Linked DNA regions of Mus musculus: all the other regions are linked to region 2. The links are chromatin loops, found by intact Hi-C in ENCODE. Cell type or tissue: heart. All regions are shown on one strand.

Region 1 (8,000 bases), 80 kb after region 2:
GATACCCAGCTTCTTGAGTTCTGGATATATTTTGGATATTCATTCTCTATTAGATGTGGAATTAGTAAAAATATTTTTCCATACTGTGAGCTGCCACTTTATCCAACTAATGGTGTCCTTTGCTTTGCAGAAGGTTTTCAGTTTCAAGAGGTCCCATTTACCAATTGCTGACCTTAGTGCCTGCACTATAGATGTTCTTCTGTGACAATTCATGCAAGGCTATTGCCTACTTTCTCTTCTATCAGGTTCAGAGTATCTGGTTTTATATTAAGGTCTTTGATCCTCTTAGAGTTGAGTTTTATGCAGGGTGCTAAGTATGGATCTATTTTCATTCTTCTACATGCAGACATTCAGTTTGATCAGCACCATTAGACAAAGATGCTGTCTTTTTTTGCACTGTGTATTTCTGGCTTTTATTTTTTAATTGATAATCAGGTGTCCATAGGTGTGTCGAATTATGTCTACCTCTTCAATTTTATTCCATTGATCAGTGTGTCTGTTTTAATGTTAATCTCACATGGTTTCTATTGCTATAGCTTTGTAGTACAGCTTGAAAATTGGGAATGGTGAGACCTCTAACTGTTCTTTTATTGTTTGAGTTTGTTTTAGCTATCTTGGGTATTTTTGTTTTTCCAAATGAAGTTGAGAATTGTGCTTTAAAAGTTGTAAATAACTGTATTTTATGGGGATTGCTTTGGATCTGTAAATTATTTTGGTTAGTATGGTCATTTTACTATGTTAATTCTACTGATCCATGAGCAGGAGAGGTCTTTCACTCTCTTATATTTTCTTCAATTTCTTTCTTCAAAAACTTGAAAATTTTATAATGTAAGTATTTCACTTCCTTCATTAAAGTTACCCCAAGATATTTTATATTATTTAAGGCTATTGTGAAAGGTGTTGTTTTCTTGATTTATTTTTCAGTCCATCTGTCATTTGTGTAAAAAAGGGTCATTGATTTTTGTGAGTTAATTTTGTATCCAGCTACTTAGCTGAGAGTGTTTAACAATTATAGAAGTTCCCAAGTGGAATGTTAAGGGTCACTTACATAATTGAAAGCTTAATCTAAAGCTTACAAGTGGTTTTATTTTAAAAAGGTAGGTTTTCAAGCATTAGCATATATATACACATATATATGTATATATATATATATATGTATATATATATATATATTTGTTTGTGTGTATGTTTATATATATCCAATTTTTATATTCATTACTACTGTGTTTGTAAATGGGTGTCTTTGTGTGATTGACTTTAGGAGAAGACTTGTTCATACAGACCTGAGTCATAGCCCTGTATGGTGCCATGTGTCCTTGTTTTTCTCTGTGAACTAGCAGAAGGAAGGCTTAGTGTTTAGTTATCTCGAGTCTAGTGGGAGTCCTGGCGGCACACCTTGAAGGACAGAAAGTCTCTGGCCAACTTAGCTACACCAAAGCCATGCTTTGGGTGCAGTGATATCACATGGTGTCTGTAACCCTGTCCTCAGGACTCAGCATGGAATCCCACATTGGTGCTGAGGCTATATGAAGGAACCTAGTTCCTAATGCCCTAGGCTTGGCTTCTGTATTAATCAGAATTCTTTAAAGGAACATAACTGAAAGTGTGTGTGTGTGTGTGTGTGTGTGTGTGTGTGATATTTGTTAGAATAGTTTACAGGCTGTGGTCTCGAGTAGTCCAAAGATGGCTGTCTCCTAACAGAAAGGCCAAGGATCCAGTAGCTTTACAGTACATGAGACTGGATGTCTCAGCAGCTCCAGCTGGTGCTGGAGTCCCAGAGGATCCTAGAGCTGCTGGTCTTTAGTCTGCGTTGCAATCCTGAGGAAGTAGGTTCTAAGATCAGTGAAGGAACACCTCAGCATCGGGATAGATGAGCTTGCCAGCAGGAGCGAGGATAAGCAAAACTTCTTTCTTCCATGTCCTCTTATGAAAGCTGCCACCAGAACATGTGGCCCCGATTTGAGGGTGTGTCTTTCTATCTCAAATGATCCAATTTAAAAAAAGTCCCTCATGGGCATAGCAAGCTGTTTCAGTCTTAGCTGATTCCAAATGTAGTGAAGTTGACAACTGAGGTTAGGTAGCACAGCTTCTCTCACCTATTCTCAACATCCTCGTCTGCTCTGATAAAAGTTACGCTCTCCTCTCTTGCCCCTATGATCTCTTCCTACCAGACTCCACAAGATGCTCTGTTCAGAAATCCTAGAAGCCAGTGCTGCAGCAATAACCTTCATTCTGGTGGAATAATTATAACACTAAGACAATTTGGAAGTCTCCATGCAAGGTACTAACATCCTCAGTGGGTTGTGTGATGCTCGGCTGAAAAATGCCAAGTGAACCGCAGATGGAATTCCTTCTAGACAGAATATCATTCTTATAATAGTTTATTGATGTTTAATTAACCAATGGAAGGCTGTATGTACTCAGTGTATACAATTTGATGTGCAACCTCCAATCGCTTAACACAGAGACACATACACAATGACACATACACTGACATAAGCTAACACACATGAACATGATCACAAAGAAAGTTTTAGAGGTTATAAATGCCCATTAGAGGTGTTTGCATAAGTGAATTCATAAATCTAACACTTTTTTGGAGTCAGGATCCCCTGAAGCCCACACTTCCCCTGAACCTTATACAGAGCAAAAGATAACATTGAATGTCATCTTCCAAGTACTGCTATTACAAACCTATGCTCAATTTTATGCAGTTCTAATGATCAAGACTAGAACTTTATACAATCTAGACAGACCCTCTGCCAACTGAGTGACATCTCCAACCCCGACACTTGTCTTTGCAAACATGACAGCGGACAATGAATGGCTGAGTTAAAGAACTCCCCTTTCAGAGTTAAAGTTCCAGAAACCCCCTAGTTCCTCTTAAGAAGCCCATTTCATTTCCTTCATCTGAGAAGCACATAGTTAGACATCATTCACTCTTCATATTCCCAAGAGAGCTTTTATGGGGGAGAAATGGAGAGGGGTGACAAGGAGACTGCTACTGTGTTTGAATCTTGCTTCCCACACTCTTTCTTTCACTGACCAGCTTTTTAACCCTGAGCAAGTCACTTAAATCATTTCCCTAAGATCCCAGGCCTGATCCCAGTGGCTGTTCCAATTCCCTGGCTTCTATGAAGCCCAAACTTATCACCACAAGGATTCAGACTCAACATTCAACAGCTTATAGTAGCTAATTCTGCTCCACTCCTAAACATTTCCGTTCCTGTGTCCTTATACAATCATTAAACCTATAGGCACAACATCATTTACCTGGGTCATGTCTCCTACTATAAAAGTTTTACAGAATAGGTCATTTGGGGCATCTAGTTGTCATGGAGTAACGATGAGATGGATTAGCCTTGTGCCACCCCCATTCACCATCTTCTCTCTCCACCCTTACTCTCATCCCCACCCTCAGTGTGCAGCAGCATCCTTCCAGTTTCTCTACTTCATGATTCTCATGAATGTTTTTCCCTTAGTCTGGGATGTATTCCCACTCGAGTCCCCTTTGTATGGTCACTTGCTCACATCGTCTCCCTTTCATTAACTGAAGCGGTTATTATCTCTGAATCTGGCTTGCTGTGCTCTTCCTGTTGTTACATTTCTTCACAGGCATCTATGCTTTTATTTCCCAGAACTTTTTGATATTTATGTGTTTACATGCCTTTATTGACTAGTGTCTTTTTTCCTCATTAGAACATATGCTGCCTAAAGCCAAGGACAGGATGCATTTAGCCTGTTATTTGTTTTGTTGGATTAGTACTGTGCCCATTGCTCAGCAAAACATATGTTGATAGACTCAAAGGAAAGACAGGTGGACAATGAATGAATGACGGGGTGGGCAGGGGTGGGGGAGTCAGTGAGCTTCCCAGGGCTCTCGGGTTCATCTTCTCTCATTTCCACTTCTCATTCTCCTCCCTTCCCTTGCTGCCCTGTCCCTTGCATTTCGGTCACATAAAGCAGCATGGGATTATTAAGATGCTGTATAATCCTGCCACTGCCTCGCTGAAGAAAAGTTTCAGTAAGTTTCCACACATTTGCTGGTTGTCATGGAGATGATTCTAGTTCCACAATGAAATGATCATAGTTTGTTTCAGATCACTGAGGACAAATGAAGAAGCTTCAGTTTAGGAAATTGGACACCCAGGAAACGCATGGGCTTTTTGCAAATGTTTCCATCATGAAGAGGATTAGCCTCATTCTCTCCAACCTCAGACCCAAGCTAGGAACAAAAAGGAGATGACACAGTGGTACAAGCTTTGGGTAGGTATAATAGAAGGGTTCTGGGACAGACACATGAGGCAGAAATGGAAACTGGTCCACAAGTGTTCATAGGGTGTCCATCATTGATGGCTCAGAGGTGGTGGTACTTGGTAACATCTTTTGCATTCCTCTGTGAGATAACATTCCTATAAACCAGAATCTGATACTCCAAAAACCTCCGATGAGGATGTCAAGATGAGTCTGTAACTTAACTGTTGAGGTAAAAGGAAGTCTGCATCTCATATGTTTCATGATATGCTTAGGTGGAATGGAGAGGTGGTCTCAGGGAGTCAGGAACCAACATCCTGCTAATCCCTCCTTCATTTTCTTTTGCTAGTGAAGTAAAAAATGTCTACTGTCACATATTCACTGTGCATAGTGGTGGGTCCCAGAAAGACATGGCACTGAAGTGTATAGTGTCCTGTGACCAGGTTCACTGCTCTCCCTCCACTAACTCTGCCTCCTTTCCTTTTCCCAGACAGTTCTGTTCTATTTTCATGTCATATATGTCTTTGCTAGTTATACATACGACAAAGGATTAATATCTAGAGTACATAAAGAACTCAACTTTCCCCCAAATTCTAAACAATCCAGCCTCATGTTTCCTTTTAACCTACCAAGGAACCCAATTCTGCAAGCATGCCTGTGCCTTCAGACCTTTGACTCTGTTTGTCGAGGTCTTAGCTCCACCTAGTGGTCTTATTGACATTTTGCTTATAATGAATGACCTACTGTTGGAGCAGGTTTCTTTTCTCTTTGACTTCCTCGGAAGACTGAGGTCTGGCTGACTTCTCCTAGTGATGATACCTTTCCATTTTGAACTTTTCAGAAGTCTTGCCTTCTGGGGCTCATATTAACCCAGCTGGCACTGGCAAGGAAGGGGCTTTAGAAATGGTTCCTTCTACCTTCTGAAACCGGACACCACAGAACCCAGGAGGTTTCCCAGAGATATTTTGTGGCTGACTACAGAGACTGAGAGGTCAGGAATCCATTTCTCCTCCTCTCCTCATCCTCCGTAACAGTCTGCTGATGCTAACGTTTCTCTTCCATGTGCTAGGTCTCCACCTAAAATTTTTGTGTGGAAAACAGTTGTGCTGTCAAAAATAATATGAAAGACTCTAATCTTTTTCCATTTCCTCTCATTTTTTTTTAGTAACGTTCATTGATTGTCTGCTAGAACCATAATACACATCTTCTGGTGGTCACATTGAAGCTCTGTCTGTCCTTTCAAAGGAGGGAATCCTTCACCCACAAGCCCCCGGGGGTTCACGCTAAAAGTTTCCAGCCTCGTTTCTACTTTACACATGGAGAAAATGACTGAGCCATTCTAGAAGTGACATTTTGTATTTCTGTCTCATTCTTTTAAGGTGTTCTTAGAGATAAGACTGAAAGCAAGTACCCATGGGCTTTGTGACTTCAACAACAACAAATGTTGATTTCCCACAGTTCTATGGACTGGGAAAGCTCCCCTAGCTGGTGAAGGCATTTCCTAGTTTTCAGAAAACTGCATCCTTGCTGAATTCTGACATGTTTGTGGGGGGTGTCACCCTTTGTGTCTTTTCTTACAGCCACATTGTGCTGGTCAATCTTAACTGTCACCTTGATTGGGTTTAGTACCACCATTAAGACAAACCTCTGTTTCTATTTCTAGAAAGGGTTTTTTGTTTGTTTGTTTTTGTTTTGTTTTTGTTTTTTAGTTTTTTTGTGTTTTGTTTTTTGAAAAGGGAAAATCCACCTTAAATATATGCAGTGCTGTCTTATGGCCTAAGGCCTCAGACTGAATAAAACTATGTTCACTGTTACCTCCTTGTTTCCAGACTGCAGACGAAATGTGATCCTCTGTTCCATGTGCCTGCCCGCCTTTTCCAGCACTGGAGATTGCACCCTTAAACTGTGAAATAGAAATAAATCTTTCCTATCTTAGCAACTTAGCCTTTGTCAAGCAGTGATCCCATCCGTAAGGGCTTTACCCTCCTGAACCCATTACCTCCTAAACACCAGACTCGCATCCTCTCAGATACTATGTGTCTTTTTAATTAAGCAACTTTGTGTCTGAAGCCATATTTTGTTCTTTAATCTTTTTCCATTAATTCCTGCCCTGACCTTTATCACTTTTCACCAACTAATGCTTTGTCCTTTAGTGTGTTTGTATTTTCTAAGAATAGGGTAGATTGTTAAACTATGAGTTTTATGTCTCTCTGATTTTAAATATATGCATTAATAAATCTCCCTCTTCAAACTAATGTTGCTGTACCCCAAATATTCTGATAAGCTGTACTTTCATTTTCATTGCATTCTATGAATTTTTAAATTTTTTCTCTGGTTTCTTCAATGACACATTAAGACTATATCATTCCATCTCCACATAGATACATAGTTCTATAGTTTCTTTTACTTTTGATTTTCAATTTTACTCCACTATAGTCTGATGAGATACAGGATGTTATTTTGAGGATTTCTTTTTAAGACTTACTGGACCTGTAGAAATGGTTCAGCTGTTAACGGTGCACATTCCTTTTCCGGTGGACCCAAGTTCAGTTCCCAGAGTCTACATCAGGTGGTTAGCCAACTGTGACTCAAGCTGCAAGAGGGATCAAAGCCTCCTGACTCCACAGACACCAGCACACACACACACACACACACACACACACACACACACACACACACTGGCACACAATACACAAAATTAAAAATAACTAAAAAGTAATACATTTAAATAATTTTAACTCTTGCTGTATAGCCTATTTTAGAGAAAGTTTCATGACCATTCAGAGGAATGTGTGGTCCACGGATGTTGAATGGAATAAACTGTAACTATGTGACAAGTCCCTTTTCTTTAACTTAACATGCATATTCCCTCTAAAATGTCTGTTGAATGTTCATCAGTATGGCCAAGATCTTGATGACAGTCACATATTTAGGTCACCCACCATTCTATCAGCATATCCTCTTGTTTCCATTAGTCTTTGTTTATTGAAATGGAGAGTGCTGATGTTTAGTCTTCATATATTTACCTTAGTTATATCTCCTTGTTGTCATTTAAAATAGAGAATGGAGGCTGGTGAGATGTCTCAGCAGGTAAAGGCACTTGCTACACAAGCCTAATTTCCTGAGTTCAGTTCCTGGAACCAGCACAAAGGTAGAAGGAGTTCACAGAGTTGTCATCTGATCTCTACATGTATCAGCCTTCTAGCTCTCCTGTGGATATTTCTGGCTTGAAACCTACTTTATAGGTGTAAGAACAACCAAGCTGTCCTGTTTCCACTTCCATTATCCCTCTTTTGGTCAGTGAGTATCTTTTCCAGTGAGCTATATTCCTTGGAAACAACTTATAGTTGAGCCTTGTTTTTAACCCAGTCAAATACTCTTTGCTTTTTTGTTGGAAAATTATTTATACTTAAAGTTGTTACTCTAGGAGGTTTGCTGATTCCTCAAATTCTGTTGGCTATTTCTCTAGCTGCTTGGAGTTTTGTTTGTTCTTTTCTTCTATCCTTATTTATGTTGGGGATTGGCTGGATTACTGTGTTGAACATGATATGTTTGTTCTTTATACATCTTTAACCTATTCCTCTTGTGACATTTGTTCTCTTCCTGTGCTTTTATGATGGAGACTTCCTTTCTTCATCCCCCATGTTTAAGATTCCATGAGGTATATATTCTGCAACACTCTCTTGGTGGTCATGGGGTTCTTTAATGTGTGCTTGTCTTGGGATGTCTTCATTTCCCTTAATAAT
Region 2 (8,000 bases):
AATCAGAATGCAATGCATGCAATGACCTTCAGAATATGAGTGAAGTACAAGTGAATCAGGTTTTTAGATCTCATGTTCATGCCCAGGGTGTCCCATTATGCATGCACAAATATTCCACTACTATAGCTGTATAACTTCCTGATCCCCTAGACTATTAACATTTCCCAGTTTTTTTTTTCCATTTTTTATTAGGTATTTAGCTCATTTACATTTCCAATGCTATACCAAAAGTCCCCCTTACCCACCCACCCCCACTCCCCTACCCACCCACTCCCCCCCTTTGGCCCTGGCGTTCCCCTGTACCGGGGCACACAAAGTCTGCGTGTCCAATGGGCCTCTCTTTCCAGTGATGGCCGACTAGGCCATCTTTTGATACATATGCAGCTAGAGTCAAGAGCTCAGGGGTACTGGTTAGTTCATAATGTTGTTCCACCTATAGGGTTGAAGATCCCTTTAGCTCCTTGGATACTTTCTCTAGCTCCTCCATTGGGAGCCCTGTGATCCATCCATTAGCTGACTGTGAGCATCCACTTCTGTGTTTGCTAGGCCCCGGCATAGTCTCACAAGAGACAGCTACATCTGGGTCCTTTCGATAAAATCTTGCTAGTATATGCAATGGTGTCAGCGTTTGGATGCTGATTATGGGGTGGATCCCTGGATATGGCAGTCTCTACATGGTCCATCCTTTCATCTCAGCTCCAAACTTTGTTTCTGTAACTCCTTCCATGGGTGTTTTGTTCCCACTTCTAAGGAGGGGCATAGTGTCCACACTTCAGTCTTCATTTTTCTTGAGTTTCATGTGTTTAGGAAATTGTATCTTATATCCTGGAGAGATGGCTCAGCGATTAAGAGCACTGACGGCTCTTTCAAAGGTCCTGAGTTCAATTCCCAGCAACCACATGTGGCTCACAACAAAGACAGCTACAGTTTACTCATAGAAATATAATAAATGAACCTTTGGGGCTGGCAAGATGGCTCAGCGGTTAAGAGCACTGACTGTTCTTATGAAGGTCCTGAGTTCAAATCCCAGCAACCACATGGTGGCTTACAACCATCTGTAATGACATCTGACACCCTCTACTGGTGTGTCTGAAGACAGCTACAGTGTACTTACATTTCCCAGTTTTTAAAGACAGATGGGTTTATATGGCTAATCTGCCCAACTGGTTGAGTGTGGTTCTGCCATGGTAGTTCATCTTCCAAAATCCATATCTATGAAATAAAGGCAGCTTGGATTTCCAAATCTCTACTTGGAAAGGGGCAGCCTTATAGGCCAGATGATTTTAAACAAATATGAACAAATGAGCAAATATGTATTTGTACATATACATTTTTATGTTAATCCACTGATGTTTTAGGGTGTATTTTACAACAGTGACTAGCTTTAACATGATATCTAGGCACTGCCCTAAATACTGAAGGTTAAGTGAAAAGCAAGTTTTTCAGGCTCAGCTTTTAAAATACAGTAAAAGTTGGAAGACGGGATTCAGTATTTCATTCTCAGTTTATTGGTATAATTTAGAGTTAAACATGAGTGTTTTCCTAGGGAGAACTACTGGAAATATGGAAAAAATGGTTCCCATTGCTTCTCAAAGGGGACCTCAGATGATTCCCAGTTATCATTTGTACAAGTTCCAGTTGCTACTAAGTTATAAAATCACAACATCACTATCGAGCCCAGGGTTCTTGTAAGAACTAAAGGATTCTGTAAAACTGAGAATGACGGAGTGGTTCCCAGTAAAGGCTTTAGGAGATGTGCATTCTGGGAGGTTGTAGAAGAACATGAAAGGTCCTTCTCCTTTCATTCTGTTTCCTGGTCCATCTATTCCACTCAAGTATTGGCTATCTATATGACAGTACCACCCTGTCTTGGTTCATCTTCTTCTCAGTCCTTCCCAGATTTCTGTGGGAACTGATCACAACCCCAAGAAGCCCTTCTACTGAAGGGAACTCACAACTGCTTCCAAAGAACAGAGTATCTCCAAATAAATGATACAAATTCTCTTTTTTGAAAAATATTAACTACTTCACTTATAAGAAGTAGACCTGTCACAACATTCTTTTTATGGCCAATGTTCCATGTAATGAGCACATTTAAGGGAAGGGACCTTTTAAAAGAACATATTTTGACTAATGTTTTCCCTAAGGATGCATACACATTCGGCTATCTCCAGGTTTAAATTCCCTGGACTGAACTTTTTATGCCAGCAGACTCTTTGATACTACAGCTTTCTTGGGTAATGCTTAAATGTGCCCACCCCTGCCACCTATCTCCATGTAACCTTCTTTGCCAAGCTCTCACTATGACTCCCCTAAATCTCACCCACTATTTCATCTTCTCCTCAAGTTCCAAGCATATAGAAAATACCCCAAGACAAACCTGACACTAAGGTCTTCCAATAGCCAGCAATAGCAGTATGTAGAGGTAGCCATGCAAAGCCTGCTACAGAGGCCCACCGTTCGGCTCTGAAGTAAAATATATTTAAGGATAAACATTAACCTTTTGGTTAAAAAGTTATCAAGGAAGTAATAAATAACCAGTTCAGATTAAAGTTAACCTTGACATAAACTTGAATGGCTTTGCAATATTTGCTGCCAAAACTAGATCTTTACAAGGTATGAAAATCCTGAAATTGTGTTATAAGAGTAAAGTTCTAAATAATAAAGTAGTTGCTTATTAACTTTCCATAAGGGAAGTTATGGTTAATGGTAGGATATAAGTGATTTCAGGTAGAGAGTTAAAAAATATACTGCAATGGGAAAAGGAACATTTGCCTGGGGTGTGGTAACTGGGTAGAGCAGATAATAGCTTCCAAGCCATGGGCAGGAAAATAGTGGGGACTCAGGACAGGGCTGCATAAGAATACTGTGGAGCTCTACATACTGAACTAGACAACCAAATTAATGCAGGAGGCAAACATTAATGTCTCTGACGATAACATGATTCAGTAAAGTAGGATGATAGCTTGTAGAACAAAATGGAACTGTGTGTGTGTGTATATGTGTGTGTGTGTGTGTGTGTGTGTGTGTGTGAGAGAGAGAGAGAGAGAGAGAGAGAGAGAGAAAGAGAGAGAGAGAGAACTGATTTCCTCAAGACAGTCTTGTAGAGTTCATTCAAGCTGACTAATTTATTAATTTCCCAAATCTCCCTTGTCTTCTTAGAGACCAGCTGTTATCAGGTGTTTCTGTATTGCAACAGCATGTGACGTTTTAATTGGTTACAATACACCACAAACATCCCATTAAATATTTTGATTGCCTCATGAGATACATGGATAGATGTTTCCCTCATTTTTCAGAACAATGAATGTGGTAAGCTAACCTGCTCAAAGCCATGACCAGTGTGAGGGTTAATCTTGACTGTCAGCTTGATGGGATTTGGGGTCACTTAGGCAGTGCTCCTCTGAGTGTGTACGGGTATGGGCATTTCTAGAGTTTGAGTGAGCTGAACAGATCTCATCAGGAAGTTGTGGGGCACCATCCCACAGGCTGTTACCCCAGACTTAATAAAAAAGAAAGCAAGTTGATATAGTGGCTCATGCTTGCAATCTAGGCATTCCAATGGCCAAGGCATCAGAATTTTCAAAAGTTCAAGGCTAGCCTGAACTACTTAGTGAGATTGAGGACCTCATGAACTACAGCATAAAGCCCTGTTCAAACAAAGCAAAGCAAAGCAAAGCAAAGCAAAGCAAAGCAAAGCAAAGCAAAGCAAAGCAAAGCAAAGCAAAGCAAAAACAGAATAAAACCAGACTGAACAAGCAAAACAAAACAAAAGAAAAATTGGGGAGCAGGAGCAGCCACCATTTTGCTTCCTGACTATGGATATCATGTGATCACCTACCCTCTGTTACCGCTATAATGGACTCTCCCGGCTCCCTTTTAACAGGGAGCACGAATAAACCCTCCCTTCTTTAAGTTGCATTTCTGGAACACTTTCTCATAGTGATGAAAAAAAATATGATGAATACAAACACTAATAAGTACAGTTAAGATCTAAACCCTACTTGACCTGAACACTGCTGTGGGAAAACTGCTAATTACGGTGGAAGTCTACCATTAACTGGATGGCCTTCTGGGGCTCAGCACGAATGGAGGACTCCCTCCATTAGCAGAGTTTCTCCTTCTCTGACCTTGTCTGGGGAATTCTAAGCCCCCCACACACACACACACTCACCTCTACTTGAAAAATGTCACATAACCTCAACTAGTTTATAAGATCCTTTCTCTTGACAAAACCTGTTCACCCAGCACCTGAGATTTTCCTGAAATGCTTCCCCAGGCTAATGAAGCATTCCAGGTACCCTAAGGTCTCCAGCCAATGACCTTTGCCCATCCTGGATGTCCCTGCCCTCAGACCCCCAAACTTTTGTAAGCTTTGAATCACCATAAGTAAAGTTGCTCTGCCTACTGCCTGCCTGGTCCTGGTGTGGTTTACTCACCATGTGTACTCACAGGGAATCTGAACTCCCGGTTCGACGCCACTGCCCTTGTGGGTTGTTTCGGCCATGAGGATGGGAAGACGCCACATACTGCCACAGTAGAACTTCAAGGTCATATAATGGTCATGGGAACGAGACCTGATCCTCTTCTACAATCTGCAGTGTTAGTTTAAAAGTCTGTTGCCCAAACTTTCCCTACTCTGTTTGGAGTCGGTAGAAATGATAGTTTTCTGGCCACTAGATGGCAATGCTATCTCAAACATGCTTTCAAAACCGCCTTCAGTTAATCTGGAAATTCCTTTTCCGCGGCAGTTAAACCCTTTGTATTCAGCCCTGGGGCATACCTGTGGTCAACTCTGACATCACTTGGACAGCATATAGTATTTTGATTGACATTTTCCATTACATCTTGAAGCAAATCTCTGTGTTCCACATAGCAGATCATGGGAAGATGAAGGTTTAGTTTCAATTTATGTTACCGTGTGTGTGTGTGTGTGTGTGTGTGTGTGTGTGTGTGTGTGTGTGTGTGAATGTATTATTTGAGACAGGGTTTCAAATAATAAACGAGACAATTATTTGAGACTGTCCTAGAACTCACTCTATAACAGGCTGGCCCCAAACTCAGAGACCTACCTTCCTCTGCCTCCTGAGTGCTGAAATTAAAGTCATGCACCACCACTGCCATACTTATTAACCTCTGACATTACTTGAATCCTTTTGTGTCCCATTTCTTCACACCATCTCTCAAACTATGATGAGAAATGTCCTAGTTTGTTTTCTGTTGGCTGTGGGGAGGAAAGTGTTTATTCTACCTTACCAAGTTATTATTATTATTCCCTCTATTATTGAGGGAAGCTAAGGAAAGAACCTGGAGGCAAGAACTGAAGCAGAAGCCACAAAGGAATGCTGCTTACTGGCTTGTTCCTTGTGACTTGTTCAGACTGATTTTTTTTTTTAACATAGCACAGGACCACCAGTCCTGGGGTGACATTGCTACCAGTATGTCAGACCCTCCTGCCTCAATCATTAATCAAGAAAATGCCCAGAGTCTTGTCTAGAAACCAGCATGATGGATACATTTTCTCAACTGAAGTTCTTTCTTCCAAAATGACTCTAGCTTGTGTCCAGTTGGAAAAAATCTAACCAGCACAAGAAGCAACGAGCTGATGTACGTAAGCGCTAGTAGTAGAGAAGAGAAAGATCTCACAGGAGACTCAAATTTGAGCTATATAGATAGCATCCTAGATCCTTTTTGAACTGGGTCTTTGAACTGAGCTAAGGAAGAGCTCTCTTCATAGATGGAACATTTTATATAAGCACCCTCACTTAAAGGAGTTAATATCAATAGATAGATATTAGGTCACAGAGAGAACCAGTTGAGGTAGAAGTTTGACAGCATCTCTGCATTCTAGGGAATTGGTTCATAGTGAGATAGACCAGTCTTGAACTCATCTGGGTACTCCTGAGCATCACCAGTAGGATTTTAAGAATACTCGGGATGCAACTGGGAGGTGGTACTTATCTTTCTTGAGTGGCCATTATTACCTGTTGAGGAATGTGCCTACTTAATTTGGGTGATAAGAATGAGATGCCATCCTAAGTAGTCATCATCCAGCCAGAAAGCAGGTGGCAGTTGGCCTCCATCAAATGCCAGAGTCCTGAGCAATTGAATTCTTCTCCTCTGGTTCTATGTTATATCTCACTTGAGATGGCCCTGCAAGTCAGGGTGAACCTTAGACTCAGTTATGCTTGACTTAAGACTATTAGGCTGAAAATGACCCTTGATATTTGAAGGTAGTATCACCCTTCAGTTACTGAAATCATTCACTGATAGGGCTAAGTCACATTAAGAGAAGTTTGCATATTTCTGATCCCATTATAAGCTATGAACCTCCAGCAGTGGCTATGTTATTAGTAGGGCCAAAGCCATGGCATAGTTACAAAGACATATGGGGAAAAAGCCTAAAGAGGGACTTTTGGGGATCTTGGGTACAAGACAAATAGATTACACCATCTGTCCTTATTTTATGGAGTGAAAAGTGTTCACCAGCTGCTGAATTCACTACCTAGATCAGATCAGACTGGAAACAAATGGAGTGCCTGAACATGGGATTGAGTCTTCCTTGGATCGTGGAAATAGTTGGATTCTAGGGACAGAACAGGACATCAAGATTCCAGTCATGAGTGTGGGTGCCCACAGCAAGGTATTGTGGATCCACTACCAAAAACCTATTGGTATGAAAGCCATTGACATATGAGAGATAGTTTGTCTTTATCAAAAGATTTATGATCACTGAGGATCAAACTCAACTAAATGCAAATTAAGTGGCAGGAGCCATTGTCTAGAGTATGAGAAAAGTTTCTTTTATTGAGAAGCAACAACATACTTTGTACCACCACCTCATACCGGAAATCTTGTACATAACAGAAGGTCTCAAATGTCTGCAGTGAGGTGTTGTGTAGAGAACACTGTGCTTAGTGGCAGAAAATGCTCCTGAAATTAGAGCTAGTACTGTTGGCAACCAGGCAGATACTCCGAGGTTTGACACCTATGCTACAGCCTTGCTGAACTTACTGACTTTGTACTTACCAAGAGGCAAATCTATTTCAGTTACAAAGTTGGCCACCCAAGTGGGACTTCTTCCTTGAAGGCTTGTGGCTACTTTACCTGTCAACAAGAGAATCAGTGGGCAATGGCATTTTGTCCTGAGTTAACTTTACTCTGTTGACAGAAACAAGCCATGAGTACATAGAAGTGTCTTCTTGGTGCAAGATTGCATTCCTATCAACTTGTATTGAATTTATTGGCCTCTCTGAACTTTTGGTTGAAAATTTTCTCTGGATTGTGAGTCATGTTGGATGACTCTATGGATAGGGTTCTGGGAACACAGAGAAGCATTTTTGCTGGAGATGTACAAAGGAGACAGCTATCAGTCTGGGAAGCTACTGCCAGCAATCAGAGATCTGGGAGATTAAAAGAAATCTCAGAGCCAGGTGCCTTCAATAAACGTTCTGGAAAATTGAAGAAAGCTTTGTCCAAAAGTAGAGGATGGTTGGGGAATGAGTGAGGGAACATGTGGCCAATGAAACCTGGAAAACTGGGAAAAATCTGCATCCTGGCTTTGACAATTAAAGGGTTGGAAAATTGGCTGGTGTCTGTCTCCATACTGTGGGCCAGCATCAAAATGAAAGTACCCCAGAGGGAAGTTTTGTTTAATATTTACAGAATAATTATAAAATTTTTATGGGTTAAGGAAGACAGATTTTGGTTTCTTTTCATACAAATGTTCTTGTCTACGTGTCAGGTGGGAGCCATTTCTGTTCATCGAAAGAAGTGGGATTTTTTAGTTAAAGTTGTACTCAATATCTGTATTTCTTTAAATGCTTCCAGGTTGAACAAGGAGTGGGCTTGTCTTTTCTACACTTTATTTTCTGTTGTGTTTAATTAATCCAGTTTTTGTTTAGTTTCTGTTATTTCACGCTAACACCGCTAATGAAGTTCAAACTCATCAGCGATATTGCTTTGGGAATTACTCCCCAGCTCTTTCCCCATTTGCTGCA
Region 3 (8,000 bases), 1.0 Mb after region 2:
GCAGCCTTCCTTTGTCCTTCTTGTATCAGCTGACTGTTCTTGCTAATAGAAGGAAAAAATCACAGACCCATTGACCAAAGGCTGTGTCCCACTTGCTAGTGAAAGAGTTGTTATAATCACATTAGAATATGGAATGCCTAGTGAAATTTGGAGAATTTTTAATATATGAAAGAAAAATAGTTCTAAATCTACCCCATGTCTGTGAGACTGGAGACTCTCTGAGCTAGCCAAGCCTCCCTGCATGTACCGAATGCTTTCTTGCCTTAGAGACTACATGTAAGTGTTTGGGTTGAGACGCCCTCCTGCCGGGCTTCAAATTAGGTAAGACTGGTTCAGCAAATAGAAGGTAATGGGTTGTGTCCATACATGGTTTCGTTCCACCTTTGACCAACTTTATCAATCACACAGCATTATCTGTGTCACATATGTCTCCAGGTAGCAGAGAGCCACCATCATTGTCAGATGTTGGAGTGAGCCAAAAAAAAAAAAAAAAAAAAAAAAAAAAAAAAAAAAAACAAAGTCCCCTCCCTCACCACTGAATAGATACAGCCACTGTGTTTCCTGAAGTGGACAGTTTTCATTCTCAGCTCTTGTAAAGTACACTCAAGCTTCCCAAACTGTCCAACTCACCTACAGGTAGGAATAGTACCACTACCGTACGTACTCACAAGCCTGTCCTCTTGGCTGTGACATGGCACTGCCATCTCCCTCTCTCAAGGTCAGTATTCATTCTTACTATATCATATTTCTCTGACTTCCTCGTGAGCTTAAATCTAAGGACTCTGTTTAACTGTATGCTGAAGTGGAAGTGGGATTTAAGTGGAGGTTTTTTGTTTTTTGGTTTTTTTGGTTTTTTTTTTTAAACAGCATTTTCCCAAATTGTGTTTGTGTCCCATTTTTTTTCTAAAACAATGTCCTATTTTTAAAGCAGTTGTTGTTGGTAGAGATTTGGAACCTGCAGTTTTCCTGGAATGCTAACAGAAAGACCCAGAAGTATAGTTTAGAGCCTCCTTTATTGAGGTGTCCTCCACTCCTCCTTCATCCAGCAGTGTGCATGCATTTCCTAGCATCCCGCTGCCCCCTGCTGCAGAAAGGAGTTTGTGCAGCCTTCCCTGCAAGCCTTCCCTGGTGGCCTTGGTCACTACATCTCAGGCCACTCTATCTCAGGTTTCCTGGGGCCCAGTCCATCTCATTAGACTGAAACTGCAGCTCTAAGAACATCCTTCATGGATCCTGCTTCACAGGACAGAACCAATGAGGAGGCAGCTTTTTAAGGCCCAGTGTGTGAGTGGAAACGGGGCCATGGGTAGACTTCTTAGACCCTCTCAAATGGGGAGAGTGTCTCTGCTCTAGCTTAAATGAACTCTCTCAGTGTGACATCAGGGACACCTCAAGATTCAGCAATTAGGAGGACCATGGATTGAAGAAAATAAAGAAAGAACTTGTTTGTTTTTAAAGCCCAGAGCACTGAACTTCTGAAGAGGGAAATGTGGAGGATTGCCTTCACCTCTCACCCTCTGTAAGATACCATTTTAAAAAGTGTGATTTACAGTGTTTTAAGGGTTGAATATAAGTCATTTCTGAAGGCACCATATACTTTTACAAGTATCGTAAATTTCATCAATTAGTAACATATTGTTAATATCACTCTGACTCTAGTGACTTGCTCTCAGAACTGTCCTGAAACAATCAGGTTTGTCAGCTTTCAGTATAATCGTGAGATGGTTTTCTGCCAAAATTATCTTAATCAAGGTGTTGACCTTCTGGGCCTGCCTTTCCATCTAAAGTATAGCAGTGTGCCTATTTCACGGAGTCACTTAGGGTGCAGGGTAACATGTGCCTGGCACATGGAAGATCCACAGTAACTGTTAGTTCCTTCCTCCGCAACCCCTCTTTCTTCTTGTCTGGAATGGTCAACATCTGCCTTTGACACTGGATTCTAATGGGTAGGTAGGCTACAGCACCCTCTTCTGGAATTGCCTTTAAAAGAGCTGAGAGACAAACCTTTGTCACCATTAGATTTCAAGGATTGGCAAAGAAACGTGCAGGGAGAAGGGGGCAGTGGGAGCAGTTTTTATTGCTGAAACTTTAACACACCGCCTACCATGAGCAATGAATACTTTTCCATGAGAACGGAAGAGACTTTCCTCCTTCAGCTCTCTCTATAGATGCAGCTATAATGGGAGGGGTAAAAGCGGTACCCAGTGCAAAGAGGGTCAGTTTGTGGCAATAGAATCCTTTTCTAAACAATTTGTTATATATATAATTTTTCATCCAAAAAGATTGTTTTAAACTTAATACCAGAGTTTAAAACAAAGGCATGCCTACCTCCATGCATGCAAACTTAGCACATAAGGAAAGCATACAGTTTTCTATTTCCATGTGTGGTTATGTCCTCCCAATAACACTGAACACTGGGTGGATCTTGTTATATAGTAAGTTTCCATGGAGAAACACTGCAGATAGCAACACTGCAGACAGCAGCACTGCAGACAGCAACACTGCAGACAGCAACACTGTAGACAGCAACACTGCAGGCAGCAACACTGTAGACAGCTCCTATTTGATGGCAAGGAAGAATGGACCCTGTGCCCCTCCTCTCACCTGGATTCTGCTCTGACACCCGCCTGATTATGAGCAAAGCAAAGTACAAAAGAGCCTCACAAAATTACACAACAACAACAACAACAACAACAACAACAACAACAACAAAACTTCATGAAGACTTCAGGTCTTTTGGCAGCTGCCCAAAGTAGGATTTACTCCATTGATGTCAGGCCTCTAGCGGTAGCTCCAGCTAGCAGTTCTCAACCTTCCTAATTCCTAATTCCTCCTCCTAAATGCTATGACCCTTTAATACACTTCCTCATGCTGTGGTGACCCCAACCATAAAATTACTTTCGTTGCTCCTTCATAACTGTAATTTTGCTACTCTTATGACTTGGAATGTAAATATCTGTGTTTTCTGATGGTCTTGGGTAACCCCTGGGAAAGTGTCATTTGACCCCACAAGGGGTTGCGCCCCACAGGTTGAGAACCAGTGAGCTAGCAAATAGCTTAGATATTGCTATGCCCAGCTATCTTATTTTGCACAGGAGGTCATTGAGGCCTGGTGGGGTCATGTGGCTCGGGTGCCTTTCCTTATTTTCATCTTTCTTTCCATGGTGTCTTTGTTATGGGTGCTACCTCCCCCTTGAGACTGTTTCTGTTCAGAAACAGAAACCCGCCTTCTTGCAAACACCAGGAGGTGGAGAGGGATAGGAGTAAATGCACAAAGCCCCTCCTCCATCTTCCAGGGATTTACCTTCTCCAGTAGAAATTATAAGAGACGGAGATAAAAGAATCAACCACTGGATGAGATCCTTGCCCTCAGTTACTTGTTTCTTTAAATTGTGTGAGACAAAATTCCATGTTCAAGAATAATATTTTACCCATCTTCCCAGATGTGGGAAGAATCCTTCTGTGAATTAGCAGTCTCACTTGTGTTACAGTAGTAGGAGAAGATGTTTGCTGGTTCTCACTAGCAACTCGCTCAGTCTTACCCAACATTTACCAATTACTCTTTGAATTTCTTATAAATGTAACACTAGAGTAGCTGTCTAAAGAGAGGATCAGGAAATGAAACAATGGCTAGTTACTGTTTTGAGACTTATTTTTAATATACATTTGTGGCATATGAATCATATATTGATTGCAAATGCAAACTTGGGGGGAGGGGCAGCATTTTACTGGGATGTAAACCTTCAGAACCGGTATTTCCCGGTTTCTTAAGAAAACTGGTTGCAGTCAAGTTGCATGAAATTTGGCACAATTCTGCCGCCTTGTGGCTGCTTTGATAAATCTCTCATGTAGTCCAAGGTCAGTTCTGCCTTTGAGTAAAATAGGAAACATATCCTGGTTTTCAGTTCAGTGCCTTTGACACAAAGCTACCCAGTGAAGACCACTTAGCCGCTACCTCTGTCTGCTCTTGTAACAGAATGATTGGAAGGCCTCCATCGCCTTCGTGGTTGGGAACCGAGTTGAGGATGATCTTCTCATTCATGCCCTTGACCTGGCTGTTCGACTCCCTCAGCGGAAACTCTTCAGTATTGTGTCATGGGAAGACATTCTGCAGCAGGTACCTGTCTGTCCCTTTCTGCCTCGGGACATCCAAAGTCATCCATCCTTCCTTATATTTGTGGATTGAAATGTTAGAATAGGCAACAGTGAACAAAGTAGTCCTGGACTACTTGGTTATTTGTGATGGGTTACTTTAAGTGCGCAAACCCAATGTAAAATGTTGCATTTGGAAGGGCTAACCTTCTCATCAATGCAGTCCATTGGAACTTCATCCCATTGACAAAGATTTCTGTAAACAGTCCAGGCACCAGGCAAAGGTCTCTGAGGAATTATTTAGTACGGAGTTAGATAATAATGAAAGAGTAGGCTAAATAAGGCACATGACTAATTGAAAAAACGATATCTATAGAAAATCCAAGCTGGCTCAAGTCAGAGGGCAATGCAGATAGTGGAGAAGAGCTGTCAGGTGGCACAAACATGTGCGAGTACCAGCACCCTGACGAGAGAGGTTATAAATACTACATCTACTGTCTTGCTAAGTTCCCTAGTGGCTTAATTTAATTCACTAATTCACTAATGTATTAGAAAGTTTCACAGATCTGTGTGTCCCTTTAATCTTTCATTCATTACAAGTTAACTCAACGTTTTTGCAGATGGATGAAATACAGTCACTTGCTGAAAGTGCTTCAGCTAAAAAGGGGAAAAAGCCCACATCTGTCAATTTACCGTTACATTACGAGGTGAGTAACTGAGTCTGTCAAAGAGACTTTTGTAACGTTCAGCCATGGAAACTGAAGTCCATATGACACTTTAGAAAATTTTAATTCAATTTTTAAAAGTAAATTTCCACTATCCATTGATTGTTTGTTCCTCATATACACAGACACATACACACTCCACAACTATACCTTTAAGAATAGACCTACCTAGATTATTTACACTATCCTTCTTCCCAATTGAAAAGCATGAATCATGGGTACTTACCAAAACACTAGGTTGTACTTTCCTGGGATAAGTACTGAATATGTGATGGTATTAAAGAGAGGCATTATTAGTGTTATCTCCTTGATAGAAAGAGGAAAGAAAGAGCGTAGTCTGACCAAGTTTCAGTGTAGTTGTTGGTAGTTGAGAATACTGCAAATGTCTTGGCATTAATCCTTGACACACCGCTCTCTATGTTTTGGCAAACTAACTCTGCTAGCAGTCAAATTCCACACCTCCCATCATTCCTTGCAATGTTCTGAATGTGTGCTCACCAGTTGAAACATTATGTGATACCTGGATTTAAAATAGTGGGTTGTTTTTTTTTTTTTTCCCCTTCTGAAGTGGTCAAGGAAATCCATGTCCAAGTATCAGGCCTGGGATCAATTAGACCCCCCAAAGGATTCTTTCTTCTTCAAAGATACCCAGTAAAACACAGAGATGATAACAGGGCAGTTTTGACGTTTAATCTGGACAGGCATTTTGACTTGGATGTGGGATAGCACAATGCTACAAATCCAGGGTTTGTTTAGAAAGCCATCCTTCTTCAACATGTGCTAGGGCTCTTGGTTGCATATTCTTCACTCAGGGGAGGTCCCTCTCACATCTGGCTCCCCCACATTCTTCCACTGGAGCATTTGGGCAAGAAGCCTCCCACACTTGGTTTTCTGAATGGTTCCAGAAGGAAAAAAAAAAAGCAGGGTGGAGCACCACAGAGATCGGGCCTTAGAGGCACCAGAAATTCATTACCATCAATCACTGGAAGAAGAATGACAAAGAGCATAAAGCAAGCACAGGCTCCTGGTCAGCACTGGCCCAGGACAGGTCACATCTGGAGAGAGATACATTTGCATTTCTCATCTCACAACTGAAAAGACTTGATCAGTGCCTGGGGGTTTGGGGGGCCAGGAAATGTAAGTTGCCATAGAAGAGGCTCAGAAGCAAGAGTCCTCTGGAGCCTCTGGACATTTGAGCCAAGCGGACAGCCTGCTCTTGAGTCCTTTTCTGCATGCAAGGTATGTAGCAAATAGGAAATCTCTACAGACAAGCTCCGTAGACGTAATTAGGAAGTCTTGCATTTCCTATTCCAAGGAAACTTGGCCATTGGGAAAAGTGAGAGTATAGTAAAGTAACTTGGCCTCGGGGGAGTTCGTGAGCCTTGTTTTCTTCTAGCTCTCCATTTTGGATGAAGAGCTTAAAATTATCATGAAGACAATAAATGTAGTTACATATTCATTTCTACTTGTAGGAGATTCTCCTTGACTTTAAACCAGAGTCTCCTCTTTCTTGCTTTAAACAGAGTTAACCTGTGTGACTCCCTAGTTTGTTAGCTTGTGTTTGGTTAGTAGCCACAGTTAAAACAAGACCCCATTACAGTGATGTTTATCCATGAGCAGTAGATCAGGTCAGAACCATATTACATATTTCCAGTGGAGACTCGCCATGTCTGTCCTAGCAAAGCCCACATTCCTGAGTGATTCGCTCAAGGTTTCATTTGAATGGTTTGGTGTTATATACACACAGACTCATTTAAAATTGTGCAATTTCCCCTGAAATGTTGGAATTTCATCTAGCCATGATATTGTATACATGGCTATCTTTATTTATAAGCCATAGTCCTTTGAAAGCCTACTTAGTTTTCTCCGCCAGAGGTATCCCTGCAATTCCTCTGTCCATTCACCTTCTTGCTTTGAAAACCATGTCCTGATCCCCAAGTACCACTCCAGGCATTCATCCAGGAATGTGAAGAGAATAGTCTCCATCATGTATAGTCTCGGGAGTGCTAGAGCGGTTATTGTTCTCACCACCCACTACTGAGGATGGAGATGATCGTTTGTCCTGAGCATAGCAGCATCCCCATACCCGGAGCTATTTAAGGATATGGATGCACATGAAAGTGGGTTTATACACTGTTAAGTTTGGCCAAATACTGGCATTGTACAACCATTATCTGGACAGTGCACGAGGGGACAGAAATGTGGATATTCTTGGAGCTTAAGAAGCATTAGGATTATAGACAAAATAAACAGTAAACATATAAAACTAGGCTAGCGTGCAGTGGGTATTCATCAGACACTCATTAAAAGAATAGATAACAGGGGCAGGAAATAATCAGTGGGGTCCGGAAGAGACAGGGGAGTGTCCAGAGAGCTAAAGGAAAAAGAGTTTAGCATTAGTTAGGGCATGGGAGAAGAGATTAGCATTAGCTAAGGTGTGGGAGAGGAGCCAGAGAAGTTCTGAAGAGACAACTGGCACCTGCAGAGAAAGAGAAGGGGTCGTGGACATTTTGATCTGTATAAGAACAAAACAAAACAAGAAGAAAAGTTACCTCACATCCCAATCTAAAAGGAAATATAAAAACTACCCATTTCATACATGGGGAACCTGTGTTAGGAAGTCTTGTAACTAGAAGATCTAGAGTTAGAAGCTGAAATACCTTAGATTGTGCCACAGGTAAATACACAGCTTCAAGTTTTCCTATTTTATCATGGACCCTTTCATTTGCCTCAATGCTGACTAATGTGGGAGGGTATGTCCTGACGTTCAAACGTAGAAAAGGGAATTTTAGGGAAAGAGCAGATAAAACAGAGCTACGGGAACTAGAGTGGTCTCTGTGAGCGTGAGGGAAATCTCAATGAGTATGAGAAAAGTCTCAGTGAATGTGGGATAGGTCCCAATGAATAGGCACTAAACTTGTAGCTCCACAATACAATAAACACTAGCTAGGAAAGGATAAATCCTGGATGTGACACTCTAAACCTGTGAAGATGGAGATCTGCAAGAAAGCACTTTTTAAGGTCTTGGGTGATGGCTCAGCAGTTAAGAGCACCAACAGGTCTTTGAGAGGAGCTGAGTTCAATTCTCAGCACCCACACAGCTGCTCACAACCTTGTGTAACTGTACTTCCAGGGAATTAATGTCCTCATCTGGCTGCCAAGGGAAGCAGGGATGTCCATGGT

The links. A loop is a pair of places that touch in the nucleus more often than their neighbours do. Peaks named below come from ENCODE experiments on the same cell type or tissue, not always from the same donor. Only the 100,000 strongest peaks of a DNase experiment are listed, where the experiment ranks them.
Region 1: a loop joins it to region 2, with 11 times the contacts of the local background. A loop is called at or near these places in 8 of 42 quality-filtered maps.
Region 3: a loop joins it to region 2, with 7 times the contacts of the local background. A loop is called at or near these places in 12 of 42 quality-filtered maps.

What each region holds. Positions count from the first base shown.
Region 1 is chr3:98,971,025-98,979,024 of GRCm38, forward strand. No RefSeq gene overlaps it. Among named protein-coding and RNA genes, the nearest start is that of Gm31880, 43 kb to the left of the region's middle. In heart, a CTCF peak has its summit at 4,947 (motif pointing left); no DNase peak of the experiment used is centred here.
Region 2 is chr3:98,890,773-98,898,772 of GRCm38, forward strand. It overlaps Hao2 (hydroxyacid oxidase 2), which reads right to left and starts at 2,458. Exons shown (of 9, transcript NM_019545.4): 1 at 2,381-2,458. It overlaps Gm31880 (a long non-coding RNA gene), which reads right to left. Exons shown (of 3, transcript XR_375888.2): 3 at 7,054-7,107. In heart, a CTCF peak has its summit at 4,662 (motif pointing right); no DNase peak of the experiment used is centred here; H3K27ac peaks cover 416 bases.
Region 3 is chr3:99,935,270-99,943,269 of GRCm38, forward strand. It overlaps Spag17 (sperm associated antigen 17), which reads left to right. Exons shown (of 49, transcript NM_028892.4): 2 at 3,977-4,117; 3 at 4,713-4,799. Among named protein-coding and RNA genes, the nearest start is that of Spag17, 54 kb to the left of the region's middle. In heart, CTCF peaks have their summits at 1,087 (motif pointing left) and 3,822 (motif pointing left); no DNase peak of the experiment used is centred here; H3K27me3 peaks cover 703 bases.